Regions from separate parts of the Mus musculus genome. Here region 2 is linked to region 1. Evidence: chromatin contacts called from ENCODE Hi-C or POLR2A ChIA-PET data. All regions are on one chromosome and are shown on one strand. The core of a region is the stretch at or near the end of the contact, and the rest is flanking DNA. Distances in the headings are between cores, read along the strand shown. Region 1 holds the start of 1810013L24Rik (RIKEN cDNA 1810013L24 gene). Region 2 has its middle 19 kb from the start of Gm30310.

Region 1 (6,657 bases), core at 1,901-4,400:
GCAGAGGCAGGTAGATTTCTGAATTCGAGGCCAGCTTGGTCTACAAAGTAAGTTCCAGGACAGCCAGGGCTATACAGAGAAACCCTGTCTCAAAAAAAAACAACAACAACAACAAAAAATTTTATCAATCGGGTATGCGGTTACCAGGGACTGGAGTGGGAAGATATATTCTATGTTAATAGTATGTCTACCAAAACAAAACTGCGAATTTTTAAAAGGTGATTTTATTGTATGTAAACTATAAAGAATTGAAATTTGTTAAAATTTTAATTTAAGAATTATTTCTAGGGCTGGAGAGATGGCTCAAAGGTTAAGAGCACTGACTACTCTTCCAGAAGTCCTGTGTTCGATTCCCAGCAACCACATGGTGGCTCACAACCATCTGTAATGGGCATCCGATGCTGTCTTCTGGTTTGTCTAAAGACAGTGACAGTATACCCACACACATGAAAAGAATTACTTCTAAATTTTATTTCTATATAAAATAAGTTATTCAGAGAGTATGCTCAAGACCCTCAAGCACTGAGACTGAGGCAAGAAAACTACAAGGTTGATGCCAGCCTATGCTACAAAGTTAGACTCTGCTTCACAAAAGCACAAAGTCAATAAGCTGTTTGTTTCTTCAGTAAGACTGGACTGCGTTTCTCATTCCCTAAATTAACATTTTTAGTTACCAGTTCTCAAAATTATTGTGCCTTCAAACTACTAAATGTACCCTAAAACTCTAGCAGAATGTTGACATCAAGAATCTGACACTCAAGCCAGGTGTGGTGGCACCTCCCCAGCACTCGGGAGGTAGAGGCAGGCGGATTTCTGAGTAGGCCAGCCTGGTCTACAAAGTGAGTTCTAGGACAGCCAGGGCTACACAGAGAAACCCTGTCTTGAAAAACCAAAAAAAAAAAAAAAAAATCTGACACTCAAGAAGATATCCCATAACCTTTCAACCTAAATTGTTATTCCCTGAACGAAATTCCATTACTGGAATTTCAGGGAATAACAATATTACTGGATTGTTTGTTTTTAACGTTTGAAAGCCTTTCACATAGCAGCATGTATACTAACAATCAAATCCCAAATTATTTTATCAGAAGAAAAATCCCAAAGCTATATTAATGCACAAACCTATTGTTACCAACAGTAAAATGGCAAGCAAGACCTTATACCTACACACCTTCAGTCATCAGATCCGAAATGAACTCAAAAAAAGGACACCAAAAACAAAGCCATCCATTCAAAACTCTTCTAACAGACGCCACCAACTTACAGTCAATTACAAATTACAAAATAGTTTTGAAAGGAAAGATCTGATGAACTTACTAGATGCAGGCCAACATTCATAATTCCAATCCAATCAGCAAGAGTTCAAAGAACTCCAATGTTTTTACACTGCCATGCTCCCAGTGGCCAGAGTCAAGAATCTGCAGACTCTGGGTAATTGCTTCTATTGAATCATTTTCCAGACAAGGCTCACCTGTCTTGTCTTCCACAGCAGAGCTTTAATCTCAGCCCTTTGCAGACTGCGTTAAATCCTTGCTAAAGGGTAGGAGCTAGGGGATTGATGTCTCAGGCACTGTAGAGTAACCAGCAGCCCCCTCTCAAGATTGACAACCAAGTGTCCCGTAGGCACTGTCATACGTCCCCGAGGGAGGAATAGGAGGCGTGTCAAAAATTGCCTCTGGATATCTAGCTAGAACACCACAGATATTCTCAAGTTGCAAGGCATTCAAGGTTAGCAGAAGCTGAACTTGAGAGGAGAAAACACACTCAGAACATCGGCTGTCAACCGGAACGTGGCCTGCCCTTCCTCCCTCCCCGCCTACCCTGGCAAGACAGCAAGGTTATCTTTACCTTTATAGAGGTTGGTGACGGCGGTGGCTGCGTTTTGGAAGGGGACCCAGAGAGAAAGTCCTGGCTGCTGACACACTCGGTCTGGAAACAAAAAGGGGGGAAAAAAAACAATAGGGGGGGGAAAAAGACACACACAAGGACATAGAGAAAGAAGAGAATGTTATTTGGGCGTCACTCACTCCGGAACGGCCATATTAGGTTTCGCCATTTTGTTCAGGATTTGGGGATCCCAAAGGGAGCGTGAGACCGGAGTTACTGGGTCGAGGAAGGGGAACCTGACAACAGCGCAACCCGAGTGGCGAACGCCGCCCGGCAGGCTCAGGGAAGCGCCCCTAGCAGTCTCCGCCCCGAGGCCGGCTCGGGGCACAATAGGGCCGCCCCACCGCCTCCTTCGCCATTTTGTGACAGGGACTCCTCCCCTACCCCCACGATCCGACCGGGGACACCCGGACCGGTACGTGGGGACCCTCGGGAGGTACTCTAAATCGGGGGTCTCCCCATCCTTCATCGTAGTTTTCCCCCTCCCAGGGTAGCTCCTCCGTCGCCGTCCTGCGGGTCAGATGGCCAGGGGTCCGCGGCACGGCCCTCCCCTCCCAGTCGTCCGGCTATCCCCGCAGGGTGCGAGGAGCCGCCAGGTCCCGGGGACCGAGCCGGGAACCGGGGGGAAGAGCAGCTCCGCAGGCCGGGGCGGCGCCAAGATGGCGGCGCGGCCTCACCTTTGTAGAGCTGAGCCACGGCCGTGGCCGAGTTCTGGAAGAGATGCCACAGCTTCTGTTGCTTGTGCTCGGGCTGCGCGGCGGCCGCCGCCTCCTCCTGCAGCTCGGGAGACAACTGCTCGTCCTGCTCGGCCTCGGCCAGGCACTGCCGCTCCCACTTGGAGAACCAATGCTCCGGCCCGTGCTCCTGGATCTCCGCCTCGCCCTCCTCCTTCCGCTCCTCCATCCTCCGCGGCCTCCCGCGGCCTGGCCGCCGCCGCCGCGTCCTCCTTAAGCGCGGTCCCCGCGGGAACGTCGTCGTCGACAGGCCCGGGAACGAGGGGCCCGGCGGCCGGCCCAGGCCTCTGTGCAAGCCCGCGGAGCCGGCACCCACCCCGCACAGCCCGAGTCCTCTGCCCACCAACCCCGCTCCGAGGTGCCGCACCCTGCCCTAGCCTCGCCCGCACCCCTTTACCGCCCACCCACGGCCCCGCGGCCTCGGTCCGACCGCCGCCGCTCTCCAACCGGCGTTCCCTGTCCGGCCTGCGCCGCCGAGCCCACCTCGAAGACTGAGGAACGTCGTCTACGGCGGCGGCGTCGACGCCTCTGCGGCGACCGGGCCCCGCCCTCCCCCGCCCACATGCTGACTGGAAAGCGCCGCCCACTTGGCCAGCGGCGCTTCCCCGGCAGGAGGCGGTTGGGGCGCGCCCACCGTCGACCTTCCCCATTGGCCCGCCGCAACGGGTTCCGCGTGCTGGCCCCTGAACGCAGCGTTCTGATTGGCTTACCCGCCTGTCGAACTGATGTCATCAATGGGCGGGGGGCTGGGGGAAGGAGTAAATGTCAGGGAACTTGAAGACTGTAGAGCAGGGAGGAGTTGACAGTGTTTGCGTGCGACCAACCAAAGCAGAAGAAGAAATATCTGTACACTGGAGCCAAGGGATTGCGCTTGCGCGGTGCTCGCTTCGCTCCCGCACCCCGTCTGAGAGTCACGTGACTCCGCCGGGTGACCGCACCCCGCGGGGGCCTTTCCCGGGCTTGCAAGTGCATGGTCACGCAGTGTTTATGTGCTGACTCCTCGAGTTCCTGAGAAGTGCAGTCTACCTCTGTTTGCAGCGCCCTTTCTATGTTTTTTTAATGCCAGAATTCCCAACCTTAGTGGGGCAAGTAAAGCGTGTGAATCCAAAGGAAAATTCTCCGGAGGTGTGAGCGACCTGGGGACGCTCACCGAGATTTCCCGGAGAAGGGGACCGGAGGGAGCTGGACACCAGGGCCGCCTGGCGGACAGTGCGCCCAGCGCTAGTAGCGGCCCGGCACCTGTCCCATGCACGCTCCCGGGACACGTGCGACCGCCGCGTCCCGCCCCCGCCCCCCATGTGCAATTGCTGGCACCCGGGCCCCTGCACTGCTCACTCAGAGTGATCAGTGCCAGGAAAGAGGTCTGGAAGCCTGGGAACAAGAGGGCAGCACAATGACGGGACCTCTCAGCCTCTGAGCTGACAGCTTATGTATGCCATCTGTACTGGATGGAAGTCCTGCAGGATCTGATCCTGCCTGCTCTGGCTTCTCCGGACTTCTCCCTGATCTGTCTGGTTCCCAGAGCCTAATCTCTGGACTCTCTGAAAGTTCATATTCCATTTTCCTTAGGACTAGGCTCAAAGCCAGGTGTGCTGGTGCTCTTTGTTTTGTTTCCTTCTTTTTTTTTTTTTTTTTTTTTTCTTTTTTGGTATTTCGAGACAGGGTTTCTCTGTATAGCCCTGGCTGTCCTGGAACTCACTTTGTAGATAGACCAGGCTGGCCTTGAACTCAGAAATCCGCCTGCCTCTGCCTCCGGTGCGCCACCACGCCCGGCCTGTTTTGTTTCTTGAAACAACTTTTTTTTTTTTTTTTTTTGGTAGTTTTGGGATTGCCTTGAAATCATAGAGATCCTCCTGCCTCTACCTCCTGGGCGCTGGGATTAAAAGCCTTTGCCACCACACCTTGTGATGCGTTTTTGTTTTTTATTTTGTTTTATGTATAATTTATTTTAATTTTACTTATTTTTGTATTATATTAGATAATATGTAACATTACATTATTGTTATATTTTATCTTATTTTTTATAATTTGCTTTATAAATAATTCATATTTTAATATATGATTCATAAAATCTTTATTTTAAGTGCATTAATGTTTTGCCTTCATATGTATATGGCGGGAGGAGTGGGTGTCAGAAGCCCTGGAACTGGAGTTGTAGATGTGAGCTGCCACGTAGATGCTGGGAATTGAACCTGGGTCCTCTAGAAGGGCAGCATGTGCTTTTAATCTCTGAGCCATCTCTCTAGCCCCTTGTTTGTTTATTTGTTTTAAATCTTAAATTGTCCCCAATGATGCCTAAGCAACATTATGTATCACAAATCAACACCTGGACCCTTCAGATGCCCAAAACCAGCTTGTAAGAAGCAATCTGTCGGCAGTTGGAGCACCAACTGCTCTCCTAGCGGTCCTGAGTTCAATTCCCAGCAACCACATGGTGGCTCACAACCATCTGTAATGGGATCCAATGCCTTCTTCTGGTGTGTCTGAAGACAGCTACAGGGTACTCATATACCTAAAATAAATAAATCTTAAAAAAAAAAGAGCCTTATAGGGAACATGATATTTGGGGGGGAGGGGGGGAAGCAAGCACAGTGGAACACAGCTGTAGTCAATCCCAGCACTCAGGAGAAATGTTACAGATTGAGTTCTGTGTAAACCAGGACTTCATAGGCAGATCTAACCTCAAAAACAGACAAACAACAATAACCACAACAAAAACGCTGTACAAAAGTCACAGGGCATAAAATCAAACATAGGAAGAAGACAAAAAGTCCCAGCCTGGGATTAGAGTACACTCAAAAGGAAGGAGTTTCTCTGCCTTGGGGGTGACACATAGATAAGTTCCTACTGGATAGGGCAAGATAGAATAAAAATGTAAGCCATTCTTTCTGCCTATCTTGGCTACGTCCTCCCAATTTGTTCCCAAGAAATAACATGTAACCTTTGAGGAGTGAGTCATATGAGTGTGTCCTCTGCGTGTGTGTGTGTGTGTGTGTGTGTGTGTGTCCCCGTGTCCTAGAGGTAGATGTCCTCCATCTAGGAGAAGAGGGGTGGGTGGGGCTGGCCCACAGTAGAATGCCTTTGGAGCTCCGACACTCAGAACACTCACGGGCTTGACCTTGGGGATAACTATGACTTCAGGCCGGCCCTATGCTACTGGAGCCCAGACAAGCCTAACCTAGGGACTGAGTCCCCGATTCAGCTGAACCTAGGGTAAAAGTGTCTCCATGAGAGCCTGCTTATATCAGTTCAATCCCCTGAGCCATATATAGGAGTGGAAGGAGAGACTAACTCCACAAAGTTACCCTCCATACACACTATGGCATGCATATGTCACACACACGTGGGCACAATAATAATAAAATGAAATATACTGAAAAGAAAAAGGGGTGGGTGTTTTCTTCTGGTTTGACTTGGGCTTTGAAACAGTATCTCACTCCATAGACCCTTTCTCTCAAGTGCTGAGATGACAGGCAGGTGCTACCTTGCTTGGTGCGGTAATTATTTTATGTGCTAGTATTCTTCAAAACTTTTGCTCTTTATATAATTTGGACATCAATCATATTGGGACACAAAGGACTCTTTTTTATATATTAATTTTTGTTTATACGAATACACTGTAGCTGTCTTCAGACACACACCAGAAGAGTGCATCAGATCCCATTACAGATGGTTGTGAGCCACCACGTGGTTGCTGGGAATTGAACTCAGGACCTCTGGAAGAGCAGCCAGTGCTCTCAATCTCCCCAGCCCCACAAAGGACTCTTAAAGCACTGCAGCGTATCACAGAGCTCCAGGCCTAGCTCCAGAGTACTTGGATCGCAAGCATACCTCCCCAAGGCCAGTTTATATGGTGCTTAGAATAGAACCCAGGGCCTTGTGTGTGCCAGGCAAGCACTCTACCAACTGAGATGCATCCCCAGCCCTCCCCATGTTTAGTTTATTAGTATGTACCTGTGGGCAAGATGTATGTGTAGGCACACATGCCAGATCACACATGTAGAAATCAGAGGCATTTTGTCATGTCAACTTCACA
Region 2 (6,657 bases), core at 1,182-3,681, 33 kb before region 1:
GAGTTCAAGTCCCAGCAACCACACGATGGCTCACAACCACCTGCAATGTGATCTGATGCCCTCTTCTGGTGTGTCTGAAGACAACTACAGTGTAATCATGTACATAAAGTAAATAAATATTTAAAGGGGAGGGGTGGCTGGAGAGATGGCATAGTGGTTAAAAGCAATGACTGCTCTTCCAAAGGTTCTGAGTTCAATTCCCAAGCACACACATGGTGGCTCACAAACATCTATAATCAGGATCTGATACCCTCTTCTGGTGTGTCTAAAGATAGTGATAGTGTACTCATATACATGAAATAAATAATTCTTAAAAACATGACACACAATATCAAGGATATCAAATAACCCCAAATGTTACTCTCCCATGGAATCTCAAGCTCCGAAGGGTCCAAGTTTGAGAAGTAAGCCACTTACCTTTGTGAGAAAGTGCACATTCCTGCTTCCAGGGTTACCAGATGGTACATGTGTTCAAAGCACCCAGGAGGGTTCGGTAACGTTTATCAGAATGGTGTGACAACTGGAACTCACTGTACCTCAAGACTGCTGACCTCTGTTTCTGCAGGACTGGCCATGAGTTTTTTGCCTCTGGCCAGTGGTTAACAGGTTTGTAACCACAGTTGGAACCTCTGGAAGGACTTTGGATAGAGCCCTGGTGAATGGCTGTATCCCTCATCTAGGAATGAATGAGAAGTTAGAGGGCTGAAGCAGGACCTGACCCTAAGATGGTCACTGGGTGACCATCACACACTGGTCCTGGGTGAACCACCAGCTCAAATCCAGGATGGGGAGGGTACAGCACCAATCCACTCTTCAGGTTTCCAAAACAGAACCTCCCAGTGGGTTTCGTTGAGTCAAGGTGCTCTGAACACACAAGCAAGGAATGGAGGCACATCCCTGTAGTCTAAGGCCAGTCTGACCAGTGTAGGAGTATCAAAATGCTGAGTGTGCAAGTGTGCTTCAGTCTGGTCAAATCACAGAGGCAGGTACAGGGCAAATCACGTGACTGTCCTTAAAGAGGTGACCGCTTTGAAACCATGCCCTTAAGGAGTCACCTATTTCTACCATTTAACCTGCTCACACCTCATATATCCACAGCCTTGGCTTAGTACTTGATAAACCTTAAGATGACATGGGCTGCGGGTCAGAGTACTGAGACCCAGTTTGAGACAAAATGCAAAGGAGGCCAAGGTGAGACCGGTGCTGATCCTTCTATGAATGATTCTGGGGAGTCCCTTGGGTGCTGGAGGTGTAGTTTCAGAGAACCAAGGGGGTAGGAAGCACCTGGACCCTGGGTTATAGCAGCAGGTCCACTGGATTCAAACCATGCCTTGCTCCAAAATTCATTAGCTCTGCGACAGCATGTCTGGAGGGCCTATTGCTTTAAGGCCCTGGGGGGGGGGGGGGGGGGGAGGGGCGGAGCCCTGTTTCTCTGGAAGCAGCTTAGAAATATTTTTGTCTCCACAAGCTTCCACCCAAATAGGAAGTGAGTCACGGAAGAATGTAGGGTTCCTGGCTGTAGGGGGATTCAGGCCGACCTTTTGAAAATGGAGCTTTTGTGGAGGCCTGGCTCCAAGGTAAGAAACAGTGCAGAATCTGTTTACCTTCCTGGGTGACATGTAGCTTCCAGAAGATCTTGGAATCACTCAGGGGTGCCACACCCAAGCTTTCCAGGGTCATGTAAATGTTTGCAGTCTGGCCCTGGGCACTTAGAGGTGAGGCACTGACGCACCCCACACACCCCTGTGCTTCCTTGATTTGAACCCAAACGTAAGATAAACAGGAGCCATCTACAAGTGCTTTCTCGACAGACCAGAAATTGGATAGATCCTGGTTCTGGTGATTCAGCCATTCCCTTAACCCTTCAGTGCCTCACTGTTCTCATCAATAAGATAAGAAGGTATTTACTACATGAGACAAAGCCACCCAGGTTTATGCAGACACATTAAAACAGTAAACCAGTAAGGAAGTCACAAAACAAAATGCAAAAGTCAGGAATTAGAATTTTGCACTAGAACATGCAACTGGAGTAAGAGAAGGAAGGCTCAAGTGGCTCAGAAAGTGGTAACTCCGGCCATGCCTCAGAAGGGCCAGCTGAGGGTGTGGGGGTGGTAGAAATAATCTGCATCTTCCTCGTTAAGGAGCCTTTCCTTCCAGATACTGGTCCCCTCAGTACCCCATGCAAGCATGTTATTAAATACCCAGAAACGTGGGTTTCCTGGCATTCCAAAGGTTCTAGAAACCCAAATGAAGGTAGAAGCTTCAGGAATAGGTTTAAAAGGGGGTTTAGATCCAGCAGGCACTAGCTAGCACTGTACTGAAGGTGGAGGGAGTGCTAGAAACACAGGCAACCTGTTCATGGTGATAGTCTCATTATGCTTCCCACACACACCTATAAACAAGCCAGTCTTCTCATCTGGGTACATGGTCCACCTCAACTCTCTTGGAGAAATGTGCCACAGTCATCTCAAAGGATCCACTAGGACCCTCTGATATGCTATCAGGCAGGAGCACTTTCTACATCGTCCTTCACACCTGAAATGGTACTTTTGGTTACTGGCTTGCAAGAACAGATGTTTGTGAATGATCTTTAAAGGTAGGGCATCCAGCCTATAACAGGATTTCAAAAGTGATGAGCTGGTTGGCTGGGCAGTGGTGGCGCACGTCTGGAATCCCAGCACTTGGGGGGCAGAGGCAGGCAGTTTTCTGAGTTCGAGGCCAGCCTGGTCTACAGAGTGAGTTCCAGGACAGCCAGGGCTACACAGAGAAACCCTGTCTCGCAAAACCAAAAACCAAACAAAAAAGTAATGAGCTGCAACTGTGCTTCTGTATCTAGGACCTGGTGAGTTTACTGCAATGGCTGGTGCAGTTTAGAACCAAGTCTTCTCTGCTGGATCCATCAGACTTGACCTTAATTCCGTTTCCCTCATAGCAGGTGTGGCTCCAGAAGACCTGCCCTAGATGAACTGCAGAGCAGAAACTCACCTGTACCTGTACATACAAACCCCCAAGTATAGTGTCATTTAAAAAACATTAAAACAAATGTCAGGACTCAGAACTTCCTTTTATTTAATTCACCTTTATGCCGAGAAAAGCAAGGGAGCAATGCTCAGTAGACAGAGCATACCCACAAGAGCGCCAGGCTGAGCATGCACAGACCTGAAGCCCTAGCTCCAGGTTCTCTGGATTTAACTCTCCTTCCCATGTCACCATCTGCCAGGAAAATTCCACTGCAACACTCTGGGGGTAACCTACAGCTTGCCTGTGGTTAGGGCAGAGCGCCTGAAGGAAGGACTCCAGGGGCAGGATGGTCAGCAGAGACCTAGGCCCGAGGGCAGCCAATTCTCAGGTTTAGTTAAGAGTCCAGGACTTTAAGCCAAAGACTTCAGTGATCAGGGAAGTAGATGCTGTTCTGCCCCAAACCTTTGGTCTCTATATGCTTGTAATCAATCACAGGAAGTGAATCCAGGAATGTTTTAAACCACAGGAGACACAGCACTGCCAGGTCATATCGGGTGAGTCATACCACAGCCTCTGACAGTGGCAATGCCAACTTCCTCCTGACCAGCCCAGTGATTAAGCCTGCCCCAGAGAAATGCAATGATCACAGTGGCTTCCTCCAAGCCTAGGGCCTGATGAGCCTAGTGCCAATGGTCACCTACAAAGAACCTAGCAAGGGGCCAGCCCAACACCCCTTCTGCAGAACTGTCAGCAGCTCCCGAGTGGTGGTTCTTTACTTACAGAGCTTTGAGTATCTTTAAGAAGAAAACAATACCTAGTTTTTCTGGGGTACAGCTTGAGAAAGGCTGCTTCTAATACACAAAGTTGAAACTATGAAATTGGAGAGAAGAGTGTTTTAGAATTGGAGGCTGGAAACTGGAACAGAATCCAAGAGACCAAGGAAAATTTGAGATGCCCACATCAGAGGGTATCCAAGTGTCTATTGACATCTTCACCATGTAACAGGATCCAGGAAGGGCTGAAGGTAAGTAGCTAGGGGCAAAACTGGATTTTCATCCACACCTCACCAACCCAAATCCATGCTTCTAATCACACATGTTCTATAGTTCTTAGCAATCTAAAGGCCCAAGGTGTGTGTGTGGGGGGGGGGGGGACCTTTTATGAAAACTTTTGAGTTTTGTTTTGTTTTGAGACAGGGTTTCTCTGTGTAGCCCTGGCTGTCCTGAACTAGACTAGGCTGGTCTCAAACTCAGAGATCACCTGGCTCTACCTCTGGGACTAAGTGAGTGGGATTAAGGCATGCTTCACCATCATCTGGCTTTTTAAAACCACATTTCAATCTATTTCCTCATCCAGGAACTATCCATACCCACCCTAGTTATTGCTGGGTGTTACTAGTCCAGGACCCAGGTTCTCACGATGAAGGTGATGTTGCTATGGCATCATACAGCATGTTCAGCAAGTACCCAGGAAACTACAGAATCCATCCTCCAGTCGGGCAGTGGCACACGCCTTTAATCCCAGCACTTGGGAGGAAGAGGCAGGCGGATTTCTGAGTTCAAGGCCAGCCTGGTCTACAGAGTGAGTTCCAGGACAGCCAGGGCTACACAGAGAAACCCTGTCTCAAAAAAAAAAAAAAATCCATCCTCCAAAAAGGTGAATGCCGAGTCTGAGGCTTATCAGTAGAAGCTGTGAACATGTGTATGTACTCTTGACTTTCTTGAAGGAGTTATTTTTCACTGGAGATCATTGGTCCACAATGTGAAAAACCGAGATGAGCAAGAGGCAAGCCTTCCTGCACTTACTCAGTGTATTCCGTAACCCACACAGTTCTATTCAACCTTAAAACACTTGCAGCTACACAATATTACTGTACCCCAAGAACAGAGAGCAATGGTCTAAGAATCTCCTCAAATCTCCACTACAATTCCTGGGTGGACTTAGGGATATGTGCATTCTTTTTTTTTTTTTTTTTAAAGCTAGATTTGGTTCTTTTTTTTTTTTTTTTTTTTTTAAAGATTTATTTATTTATTATATGTAAGTACACTGTAGCTGTCTTCAGACATTCCAGAAGAGGGCGTCAGATCTCGTTACGGATGGTTGTGAGCCACCATGTGGTTGCTGGGATTTGAACTCCTGACCTTCGGGAGAGCAGTCGGGTGCTCTTACCCACTGAGCCATCTCACCAGCCCCGGATATGTGCATTCTAAGTACAAAAGTAAATACTGAGGCTACTGGGTCCCCAGGAGCTGAGACAGCTCATACCTTTAAGACCTTCCTGTGGCGGGCTACAAAACACCACTCTGGGCTTGCAGAGTCCAGAGTGTCTTGTCTTGATACCTATGCCGGAACTCTCCAAAGCAGCGGCAGACAACGTGCGTCCAGGACTTCCTCTGGCCACCAGACCTGGAGCACAGAATTCTACAACACCAACAGCTAAATCTGTGGTGCTATGACCTGCCCACATGCCCCACAGTCAGAGGCTTTTTTACCATTCAGAAATGATGAAACTGGGCCAGGAAAGGTAAAAAGCTAGAAGCCAGCCAGGCACTGAAACACACAAATCACCCAGTAAATCAGCTTCCTTCATAGGAGAGGTGAAAATAAAACTCCAAGGTCTGCTGCAAAGAAGCCTAGACCCATACTGCTGGCTGGGATACATGGCAACAGACAAGTGACCGCAATGCGAGGGTCTATCTGCATTGGTGCTTTGATAGTGTGGTAGTTTTTTTTGTGGTTGTTTTTATTTAATTGAGCCATGGTCTCACTTTGTCGCTGAGGCCAGACTGAAACTCACCATCATAGACTAGGCTGGCTCCAAATTCGTGATTATCCTTCCTCCTCCTGACTCAGTCTCCCCAATGCTGGGATTACAGATGTAAGCCTGTTCCTTGCCTGAATGGTTAATTTCACCTGTAGAAGATGTTTTGTTTTGTTTTGCTTCGAGACAGGGTTTCTCTGTGTAGCCCTGGCTGTCCTGGAACTCACTCTGTAGACCAGGCTGGCCTCAAACTCAGAAATCCGCCTGCCTCTGCCTCCCGAGTGCTGGGATTAAAGGTGTGTGCCACCACGCCCGGCCTGTAGAAGATTCTTATAAAGGTTAAGCCAGAATAGTTGCTACTGCACTATGACTAATAATGAAAAGTTGAGGCCTGCATAAAAGAAACTGAAAAGATTTTCACCCTATTCTTATGGAAAACAATCAGTAAAACATACAACAAGCTATATAGTACATTTCTGTAGCTTCTCATCTTTACTGAAGCACTCAAACAACGGAAGCAAAGCTACCAGACACTTGGAAGAGCATCCATGAAACGATAACACCTGGGCTGGAACCTCAAGGACCACTTAGCACAAGCTGCGGCCTACTAATTTCACAAAGAGCAAGCAGATCCCATCATAAAGTAAAGCCCTGACCTTGTCATAGCAAGCAAGCCTGCCATACACCTCAACTATTCTAGCCAGACGCTCCCTTTTCCAGGAAAAGTAACCGAAACCAGCTCTATACCTAAACAGCTCTCAGAACCGTAAGAGACGTCACAAGTACTCCATGTGTGAGAAGGAGCTTCTTCGTTTCAAGAACCCCCTTTAACTAAGCAGGGGAACACTGAATTTTAAACAGGATTCCCATGACTTGATTCCAAGCAGCATCAATTCTCAAGATTCCCATGCTCTCTAAAATAAAATACAAAATGT

Evidence for each region. Hi-C counts contacts between places; a loop is a spot of excess contacts on that map. ChIA-PET counts read pairs that join two places held with the same protein, here RNA polymerase II (POLR2A).
Region 2: a loop to region 1 is called in a map of gastrocnemius, with 4 times the contacts of the local background. The contact joins the enhancer-like site here to the promoter of 1810013L24Rik in region 1. A Hi-C loop is called at or near these places in 11 of 37 maps with a recorded cell type or tissue (CH12.LX, Patski, adrenal gland and 3 more). POLR2A ChIA-PET finds 5 or more read pairs at or near these places in 4 of 5 experiments (Patski and embryonic stem cell).

What each region holds. Positions count from the first base shown.
Region 1 is chr16:8,826,593-8,833,249 of GRCm38, reverse strand. 1810013L24Rik (RIKEN cDNA 1810013L24 gene) reads right to left here and starts at 3,150. Exons shown (of 4, transcript NM_001081400.3): 1 at 2,565-3,150; 2 at 1,849-1,929. The coding sequence starts at 2,790.
Region 2 is chr16:8,859,334-8,865,990 of GRCm38, reverse strand. No RefSeq gene overlaps it. Among named protein-coding and RNA genes, the nearest start is that of Gm30310, 19 kb to the left of the region's middle. Within about 2 kb of position 2,431, at least 2 of the 3 ENCODE cell types and tissues checked have a DNase peak (open chromatin) inside an H3K27ac peak, as active enhancers do; they include gastrocnemius, where a contact is called at or near this core.